Regions from separate parts of the Homo sapiens genome. Here all the other regions are linked to region 3. The links are chromatin contacts, found by Hi-C or POLR2A ChIA-PET in ENCODE. All regions are on one chromosome and are shown on one strand. Each heading gives the region's core, a stretch centred on a gene start or an enhancer-like site at or near the end of the contact. The rest is flanking DNA. Distances are from core to core; before and after follow the strand shown.

The links. Hi-C counts contacts between places; a loop is a spot of excess contacts on that map. ChIA-PET counts read pairs that join two places held with the same protein, here RNA polymerase II (POLR2A). Pooled maps may share reads with other maps.
Region 1: a loop to region 3 is called in a pooled map, with 3 times the contacts of the local background. The contact joins the enhancer-like site here to the promoter of ESRRA in region 3. A Hi-C loop is called at or near these places in 5 of 50 pooled maps. POLR2A ChIA-PET finds 5 or more read pairs at or near these places in 3 of 52 experiments (MCF 10A, OCI-LY7 and activated CD4-positive, alpha-beta T cell).
Region 2: a loop to region 3 is called in a map of naive thymus-derived CD4-positive, alpha-beta T cell, with 18 times the contacts of the local background. The contact joins the promoter of POLA2 here to the promoter of ESRRA in region 3. A Hi-C loop is called at or near these places in 1 of 168 maps with a recorded cell type or tissue (naive thymus-derived CD4-positive, alpha-beta T cell) and 5 of 50 pooled maps. POLR2A ChIA-PET finds 5 or more read pairs at or near these places in 3 of 52 experiments (CD4-positive, alpha-beta T cell, T-cell and activated CD4-positive, alpha-beta T cell).

What each region holds. Positions count from the first base shown.
Region 1 is chr11:64,847,283-64,850,409 of GRCh38, reverse strand. No RefSeq gene overlaps it. Among named protein-coding and RNA genes, the nearest start is that of CDC42BPG, 4.2 kb to the right of the region's middle. RefSeq lists an enhancer at 2,802-2,871. Within about 2 kb of position 1,574, at least 17 of the 41 ENCODE cell types and tissues checked have a DNase peak (open chromatin) inside an H3K27ac peak, as active enhancers do; they include OCI-LY7, where a contact is called at or near this core.
Region 2 is chr11:65,260,595-65,263,803 of GRCh38, reverse strand. It overlaps POLA2 (DNA polymerase alpha 2, accessory subunit), which reads right to left and starts at 1,842. Exons shown (of 18, transcript NM_002689.4): 1 at 1,433-1,842. The coding sequence starts at 1,511. RefSeq lists enhancers at 931-1,816, 1,573-1,822, 1,817-2,704.
Region 3 is chr11:64,304,252-64,307,072 of GRCh38, reverse strand. ESRRA (estrogen related receptor alpha) reads right to left here and starts at 1,549. Exons shown (of 7, transcript NM_004451.5): 1 at 1,337-1,549. It overlaps CATSPERZ (catsper channel auxiliary subunit zeta), which reads right to left. Exons shown (of 5, transcript NM_001039496.2): 5 at 2,303-2,530. The coding sequence ends at 2,427. It overlaps KCNK4-CATSPERZ (KCNK4-CATSPERZ readthrough (NMD candidate)), which reads right to left. Exons shown (of 11, transcript NR_133662.1): 11 at 2,304-2,530. RefSeq lists an enhancer at 853-922 and a silencer at 1,333-1,842.

The sequences.
Region 1 (3,127 bases), core at 325-2,824, 540 kb before region 3:
CAAAAATTAGCCAGATGTGCTGGCTCTCGCCTATAATGCCAGCTACTTGGGAGGCCAAGGCACAAGAATCGCTTGAACCCAGGAGGCAGAGTTTGCAGTGAGCCAAGATCGCACCATCGCACTGCAGCCTGGGCGTCAGAGCAAGACTACGTCTCAAAAATAAATACATAAAATAAATCAAATGGGCTAGTCATAGGACTTGCCCGGCCACGGCCAGCAAGGTGGTGAGAGTTGGGAGGTGAGAACATCCGGCCACCACTCCTGTGTTAAAAGCGCACCAGGTCTGGCAGCACGTGGAGGGCAGCCTTGGGGAGACCGCCCTGAGTTCAACTCCCAGCTCTGCCACTCTAGCCAGATCTCTTCCCCCACTGAGGCCATTTCCTCAAGCCTTAATTCAGGAACAGATGTGGCCCACAGAGGCAGAGCCCGAGGACACCCACCTTGAGCGGCCTTTGCCAAGCACCCCAAGGAGGTTAGTCGGGTGGGGTGCAGGGAGCAGGGCACCTCACCCAATACCCAGAACAAAACAGGCCAGCCCCTCCCTTCCCTGAAGCAGCTCCCAGACTCAGTGGCGCCTGTAGGCTAGTGAGGTGGTGGCCAAGTGGGCTCGGGCCTGGCTTCCTGTGCACCCAGAGGGACTGATAATTGTAAAACCACATGGGGCTGCAGCCGCTGCAGAGCGTGGGAGCCCCTATGGCTTGTTGGAACACTGCAGGGAAGGTTTTTGGAAGAAAAACCAGGATGATGAAACCACCATATGTCCACCCATTTGGAGCTTTGGACTTTTCATAGGACACGCCCCTGGTGCTGGGCAGATGGGGTTGGGGAGGGGGCTGCCAGGACTAGCTGGGGGACTGGGGGGTCCACACCCCTAGCATTTGCATCAGCTCCTTCCCAAAGCCATCCCAACAGACGCACCTTCAAATAAGAGCCAGGCATCTGAGGCTCAAGGGTGGGCTTAGGGAGCTCCCCGGCTCCAATCACATTGCCGCCCGTGCTCCTTCAGAGAAAGGTTGGGACGGCCATTGGTGGCCATACTGGGAAGCTCATTTGTCTCTCACACCTGAACAGGTGCAGTTCTCCATTATACACAAAAAGACAGCGTCCAGAGAGTGAGGAAGAGATCTACCCAAGGCCCCACGCCTGGTCAGCAGCGGGCAGGGCTGCAGGACCCAAGGCCAGCCTCTCATGTCCTGACCTCCTGGGTAGGAGCGGGCCACTATGCCATGTGCACGTTTCCAGAGTGGCTAAGGGCAGGGGGCGGCCGCCATTCCTGCCAGCCCTGAAGAACCATCTGGTGGGAGCTGCTTCCCGAGGCCACGGCTGGAGACTCTCATCCTAGGCCTTCCCCTGAAGGCTGATTCTCAGGACTTTGAGGAAGGGGGCGCTCCAACCCTGGGCTCAGCAGCCCTCCAATGTGGCCAGGATGCCACAGACCTGGGCAACCTGCCTTGTGTCTGGGCTCCCAGCCACAGAGGGCTATGCCCTTGGGGGCAGACACAGGGTTCCCTGCCACTTCCTCATGCTGGGTTCTCAGGTCCTCTCCCTGCCCCAACACACCTGCCCTCTGCAGGGCGAGTCTGCACTCAAGGAAGGAGCTCAAGGCTGGCACCACCTCCCTCCCCAGCTTCCATGCATTAGTCTATAAAGGAGGGTAATAACTCTCTCCTAGTGTGGCCCTTGTGAAGATAATAGATCTAAAGTCACTTTAAGTTACCAAGAGGCCCCTTACACTTGCAAGCTGTTATCAGCATGAGTGCTCCCCACAGAGCTGGGTGAGAGAGCTAGTGATGTCCCTCAGTACCAAGGGGCTTGCGGGATGAGTGAGAGGCTGCGGGGGGTAGCTGAGCCCTCCTGCACCTGGGGAGTAGTCGACCATGGAGGAGGCATTTGAATGAAGGTACCCTGGTGAGAAGGAAAGGAAAGAGGGTGGCCTGACTGCCTGGACAGGGTGTGACTGAGGCTCTCGGGGGTGTCTCCTGTCAAGACTCACCCATCCCTGTGAGCTGGGCCTTGGGCTGTGCCATGCTCAGGGCTCTGTGGGGAGCGTGTCAAGGCTGCTGTGGCCCTAGTGGTCTGGCCCCACAGGATCAGAAAACAGATCTGCTGAGCCAACATGGTGCCATGCCCTGGAGCTGCTTCGGGCAGTCAGGGCTGGAGGCCTGGCTGCTTGCTAAGGCTGGAATAAGCTCAGAAAGAGACTGAGCCTTTACAGACTTCCTTCCATTGGAGCTGCAAAGGAATGAGCAGGGGGCCCAACCCTCCCCCTTTATTTTTATTTATTTATTTATTTTGGAGACATGGTCTCATTCTGTCACCTAGGCTGGAGTGCAGTGGCACAATCTCAGCTCACTGCAAGCTCTGCCTCCCAGGTTCAAGTGATTCTCCTTTCTCAGCCTCCCGAGTAGCTGGGACTGCAGGTGTGTGTCACCATTCCAGGCTAATTTTTGTATTTTTAGTAGAGACAGGGTTTTGCCATGTTGACCAGGCTGGTCTTGAATTCCTGGGCTCAAGTGATCCGCCCACCTTGGCCTCCCGAGTAGCTGGAACTACAGGCTCTCACCACCACACTCAGCTAATTTTTAAGTTCGTTTGTAGAGATGAGGTCTCACTATGTCACCCAGGCTGATCTTGAACTTCTGGGCTCAAGTGATCCTCCCACCTCGGCCTCCCAAAATGCTGGGCTTACAGGCATGAGCCACCATGCCCGGACCCAACCCCCTTTTACAGACAAGGAAATTGAGGCTTACAAGACAGATGTGACAAAAACTAATAAAGGACCAGAAAGAATCACGTGTGAGAGGCGGGAGGTGCCGAATGCCAGTCCCAGCCCTGCCCCGTGCAGCCCTGGCCTCAGCCCTGGGACTCAGTGTCCACTCAGCTATACTGTGTGGGGATGGACAGATGGCTGGGGATGAACCTTTCTGAGAACTTACCAGAGAGGTTAAGGGACTTGCCTGAGGTCACACAGGGAGTGAGGCAGGGCCCAGAGGCCTCACCAGGGGTGTCCACGAGGGGCAGCGGAGGAGAGGCCCATCTTCCCACCCAGGAGCCCTTCCCTATCTCCGGTTCCCTAATGCTGGCTGGAGCGCCTGTCCCTCCTCTGGTCTCTGGCGCCCCCGTGTGG
Region 2 (3,209 bases), core at 593-3,092, 960 kb before region 3:
CCAGGCTAGAGTGCAATGGTGTGATCTCGGCTCACCACAACCTCTGCCTCTCATGTTCAAGCGATTCTTCCGCCTCAGCCTCCTGAGTAGCTGGGATTACAGGCATGCGCCACCACGCCCGACTAATTTTGTATTTTTAGTAGAGACAGGGTTTCTCCATGTTGGTCAGGCTGGTCTCAAATTCTCGACTTCAGATTATCCACCTGCCTTGGCCTCCCAAAATGCTGGGATTACAGGCGTGAGCCACCACACCTGGCTAGTCTTCTTTTAAAAAGAGAAGGACCGAGCCTGCTGGCTTATGCCTGTAATCCCAGCACTTTGGAAGGCCAAGGTGGGTGGATCACTTGAGGTCAGGAGTTCGAGAGCAGTCTGGCCTACATGGTGAAACCCCTTCTCTACTAAAAGTACAAAAAAAAATTAGTCGGGCCTGGTGGCGGGCGCCTGTAATCCCAGCTACTTGGGAGGCTGAGGCAGGAGAATCGCTTGAACCTGGGAGGCGGAGGCTGAAGTGAGCCGAGATTGCACCACTGCACTCCAGCCTGGGTGATAAAACAAGACTGTCAAAAAAAAAAAAAAAAAAAAAGAGAGAGAGAGAAGGCACTGGGCATGAAGACTTGAAGTATTCTGGTTTCTGAAAGGAATTTCTCACCATAAATTAACGTTTCGTTATCTTTTTGTATATAAGAAGTTCAAAGTGTTGAGTGGTTAAGGCAGGTGCACATTCATACCGATTCTAGAACTTCCACATCTCCCAGGCTTTGCTTCAAATGACTCCTTACACTGCTCTACAGCTTGACCAACACGATGGACCCGTATGATGCAGCACGGGACTCCAAGGCAGGACACCTGGCTTCACAGACAGCTCAGGCAATTAGCTTTCCTTGTCTGTTTCTCCATCTGTAAAGCTCCCTAAAGCTCCTTCCACAGCTCAAATTCAATTTTAGGAACCTACCTCAAGGGATTCATATTTGCACAGACCACCAACAGCTATGATAAAATAACTGATGGATCAGCAGAGGTTTAAGGTGTAGGCTGGAAAGGGAGGAGCCAAGAATAAAAAGCTACATTTCAAAACCCCCACATCTGTTGCTTTGTTACCGGGGCTTCAACAATTTCCAAACTCAGGTGCCACCAGTGCCTAGTCTCTATCTAGCACATCCCAATTCCGCCTTTCGGGAACTTCGAGTTGGTTTAAAATCGTGCTGCATATTCCTATTTTTGATTTGGCATCCAAGCGGTACCCGGTGGGCATTTCAAAGTCCCCACATCCTAAATCTCAAAACTCAAGTTTGATTCTTCATCTCACAGCCACCGAGAACTCTGCTCCAGGGGAAGTGGAAATTGGAAGCGCTCCACTTTCGGTTCTAGGCGCCGAGGAACTCGGGCGAGAGCGTGGAGCACGGCTGCAGGGCGGGAGGGGTGCGGGACTCACATTTCTCAATTAGAGCCTCCTCGCAGTCTAGGCCGAAGATCTGCAGCTCCTCCGCCAGCTGCTGGGCGGATGCGGACATGGTCGCCCAAGCCAGGGGCCGGGGAGCCGGCCCACCCAGCTCCGACCTGCGCCCAAGAAGCCCACGGGGGTGGCGAGCGATGAGCTCCTCGCCCTCTTATCCTTCCCCCCTCCGCGGACCGTGACAGGAGGTGACTGGCCCAAGCAAGACCTCAGACCGTCAGAAGGCCCCGGCCGTCGGTCACAGAGAAATACTTTTTTTAAAAAATGAAGGGGTGGCTCCCAAACGCCCTGAATGGAGGGAGCAGAAATCTCGAGAGGACGCTCTCCTGGTGAGAACGTCCTGCTTCCCAAAAGCTACCGCTGAGCTTCTCAGTGACGGTGGCAGAACTGAGTGGCCGGAAAAACCCGCCAAATGGTTTGTGCAGTGCACGCATGCGCGAAACCGGGAGCCAACCCCAAACCTTCCCCTTGCTTTCCCCGGCTCATTCCGGAACCCCACGCGCGCACGCGCGGCCCAGGGCGCGTGCGCATCAGCGGGCGTGTGGGCGTCTCTACGCACGCGCCTGGCGGCCCGCCAGTCAGCAGCTGCGCAGTTCTCTCTCACGGCGCGAGAATGCCGGTTGTGACTCGCAACGCCCGGGAGTTGCCTACAAGGAAACTGAGTCTGTGTGCGGATGCCTGTTTTCTGGGCATCGGCTGCTCGATAAAACTCAGTGGCGCATGTTTGTCACCCTTTTGCCCTGTTCCGTGGTGCGCAGGCGTTGTCGTGCGCGTGCCTTCGACTATCTAAAACTTACTGTACCCCCTTCTCCATTCCCCTTGTCATCTCTGCCTGTTGTGCCCTTGGTTCATCCTAAAAGAATGGCTTCAGTAGGGAATCTGGTTGCCATGGTTATTATCGTGCTTATCACCGTGGTGCCAGCCACAGTGATGGGTATGTTTTCTGAATCTGGGGCATTTGGGGGGATATGAGGTGGGAAGGTGACGGATAATTTAGTTTTGGACACGTTAAGTTTGAGTGCCTCTGGGATTTCCAGGTAGAGATTCCCAGTGGGTGACTGGAGGCTTGGGAGTGAAGGTAGGTCACTCAAGGATAGAGTTTAGGGGTAAGATGAGAAGAGGGTTCTCCCCTTGAAATACACCGTAATTCTTTGAGCCAAAAATCTCAACCGTAGGCGTCATACAATGCTGGTGGGATGGTATAGAGCGTTTCGAGAAAACAATTTAGCAATATGTATCAGGAACCTTTAAAATGTCCATCCCAGGCCAGGTGCGGTCACTCACGCCTGTAATCCCAGCATTTGGGAGGCCGAGGCAGGCGGATCACTTTGTAGCAGGACGAGCCACAGACAAAACTCCTCAGACACCCGAGTTAAAGAAGGAAGGGGTTTATTCGGCTGGGGTCATCGGCAAGACTCCTGTCTCACCAGCCGAGCTCCCCGAATGAGCAATTCCTGTCCCTTTTAAGGGCTCACAACTCTAAGGGGGTGCGCCTGAGAGGGTCGTGATCAATTGAACAAGCAGGGGGTACGTGACTGGGGGCTGCATGCACCAGTAATTAGATCAGAACAAAACAGGATAGGGATTTTCACAGTGCTTTTCTATACAGTGTCTGTAATCTATAGATAACATAACTGATTAGGTCAGGGGTCCATCTTTACCAAGCCTAGGGTGTGAGGCCGGGCTGTCTGCTTGTGGATTTCATTTCTGCCTTTTAGTTTTACTTTTTCTTTCTTTGGAGGCAGAAATTGGGCGT
Region 3 (2,821 bases), core at 300-2,799:
AGGCTTCCAAGCCCAGCAAGTGGGGAAGAAGGGGGGCAGAGTCCAAGGAAGGACTGCCCAGGAACACTGCCCCCTCCTAGCTGTTGCCATGGAAACAGAGTCTTCAGGGCCAGTAACTGACAGCAGGTCTCCCCCTTGGGAACCTGGGGGAGGCTTAGAAAGCCCCTACTCCCACCCAGGCCAGGGAGCAGGGTAACCGTAGCCCCCAGGCAACCTTCAACCCCACCTGGAATCCCTAGCCAGGAGCAGGATACTTCCCAGTTTTCTCCAGATGTTGGGGGGACCTCTGAGACCCTGCCCTCATCTGGGTATTCTGCATTGGAGAGCAGACCCAAGGCCAGTGGACGTGCTCACACCGAGTTCACACACTCCACTCACCGGGGTGCTCAGGAGCCCCACAAGCCCACGCAGGCTCGCTCTCTGCTGAGGGCTTTCACACTTGCACCGGCCTTCCCAAACCCGTGCTCACTCCTGCTCACACTTGTGCTCACACACTTCTCCTGGAGCGCACACCCCATCCACGAACTCAGTCAAGGCTCATGATCACACACACTCTCACTAGGTCTCCCCACATCCACACGCACAGGCACGGACTCATGAAAACACCTCCAGAGCTTTTCACACCTGACACGCGGCTGCCCTCCTGCCCCAGCATGCCGGTCCCAGGCACACGGCGGGCGCCGCTCCACCTCCTCGCGACCAGCCTGCAGGTCCACTCTTATACTCCCGCTGTCGCAGAGGCCGCCACCTCCCGGGGCGCCGCGTCCCGCCCCCAACCTGCGCACACCTTTGGGAAGTTGCCTAAAGTTGCTACGCCTCCCCCTCCCCGCCCGCGGGAGACCTCTACCAGGTTATCAGGAAGTAAGTGGGGAGAGCCAAGGAGGAGGAAGTTCTCCCCTGCCGGTGCGATGACCTTTGACCCAGAGAGGAGGGTGGCCCCAGGCCCCTTCGAGCGCCCCCACGTGGTCTTCAGAGCCCCTTCCCAGACATAGAGCCCTCCCCGTCTTCCACCCCGGCCAGCCCCAGGGACTTCGGCAAATGCGGGATTGAACCCTGCCCCGGAGCGGGCTGGATCGGAGGCCCAACCCTGACCCGAGTCAGGACCCGCAGCCAGAGCCAGATCCTGCCCCAGGCCGGCCCACCAGGACTCGGACGCCGGATCCCGCCTGAACCCTGACCAGTCCGACCCTCGACTGGGTCCCAACCGTGGCCCGGACTGGCCCCAGAGTCGGACCCCGCCTGCAGCCCGCCCCGCCCGCCTCCCTGCCGCGCTCGCACATGGCCCCCGCGCCCCGCCCGCCCACCCCCGCGGCAGCGCTCCCCTCCGCCCCCGGACCTGGGGCTCCGGCAGCGCGGTCGGGCAGGCATGGGGGCCGAGCGGCCCGGAGTGCCGGAGTGAGCCGGGGGCCGCGGGCGGCCCCTCCTCCGCCGCCTCCTCGGGCCGCGCCGCCCCACCGCGCCGCGTCCCCTCACTCGGCGGCGCCGCCGGCTGCTTGTAGGACACAAAAGGACATCGCGGCCGCTTCCTACTCCGCTTCCTCCAGCTGACAGCGGGGGTGGGGCCGGCCGTGCGCATGCAAAGCAGGGGGCGGGGCCCGGGGTCCTATGCTAATCAGACCAGCGGGGCGGGCGGCGCCTGCGCGCCCGGACGAGTCGGGGCGGAGCCGGCAGCGCCAGTGGGCGGGCCTTCGTGCAGGTCCCGCCCCGCAGCCCGCCGAGCCACTGCGGCGCACATGCGTACGCGGCCCCTGGGAGGGGCGGGGCCGGAGACGCGGAGGGCGGGGACAATAGAGCCGAGAGCAAGTGGGGCCAGAAGCGCTCTTTCGTAACGGAGGAGGCGGGGCTTGCTGCGCGCGAGAGGAGTGGGCGAGGCGGTGCAGGCTGCAGTCGCGGAGCCAAGAGACCACTTACAGATGAAAACGCAAGGGCGGGACGAGCGGAGAGGCTGGACCTGCTACCTATGCTTGAGGGGCGGAGCCTAGCGCGCCGTCGCGAGGAGGGAGGTGCTGCCCCGTTCCCCCTACCCCCTTCCCCCAAAGCGACACCAACTGAGCACTCGAACCGTAGACCCAGTAGCCCCACAGAGCTGCGGAACTCGGGGTGGGTGAAGCCGACTTAAAACATGCAATAAGTCCTGGATTGCGAGTCCCGGAAGGTAGGGCCGATAGGGCCCGGACGGAGAAAGCTCAAGGTCACTGCGGTGACCGAATGAAGGTCACTGCGGTGACCGAATGAAGGTCACGGGGAAGGGCGGGGCCACGTGCGTCCGCCTCACGCGGGCTGTCCTGCACTGACTCACGGACCATGCATCGACTCTTTTATTTCTTTAGGACTCAAATTCCACTCGGATGGGGTCAGGCTTGGGTCTGGGGACCGGGCTGGCACGGGGCTGGTTCGGGTCGCTGCTCGAGCCCAAGGTGGCGTTTTTAATTCACGTACAGCCTCTTGCTCCGGCGCTTCTTGAGCCCTTCGATGTATCGCTGCAGCTCCTTAGTCAGGAAGTGGTCCCTGCCGATCCCTAACTGGTAGCCTAGGAGGAGGGCAGAGCTCGGCTCAGGGCAGTGAGCAACCGAAAGGTCTCCCCACCAGGGGGCGCCGCATGTGTGATTCGAGGAACCGCAGATGATTCGAGGTAGCAGTAGCGCAGGGCACTCAGGTCTGTGTTAGCCTGGGGAACTTTGCATCTCTAAGGGTGCTGAGTGTTAAGGTGGAGGATGGATGAGGTCAAGGCTAGGGAAGAGGTTGCAGGCCTGAACTAGGGCGGTGGTAGCGAGCAGTTTGCCCACCTTCTGGACCAGCCACCCACTCTAAGCCATCAGCT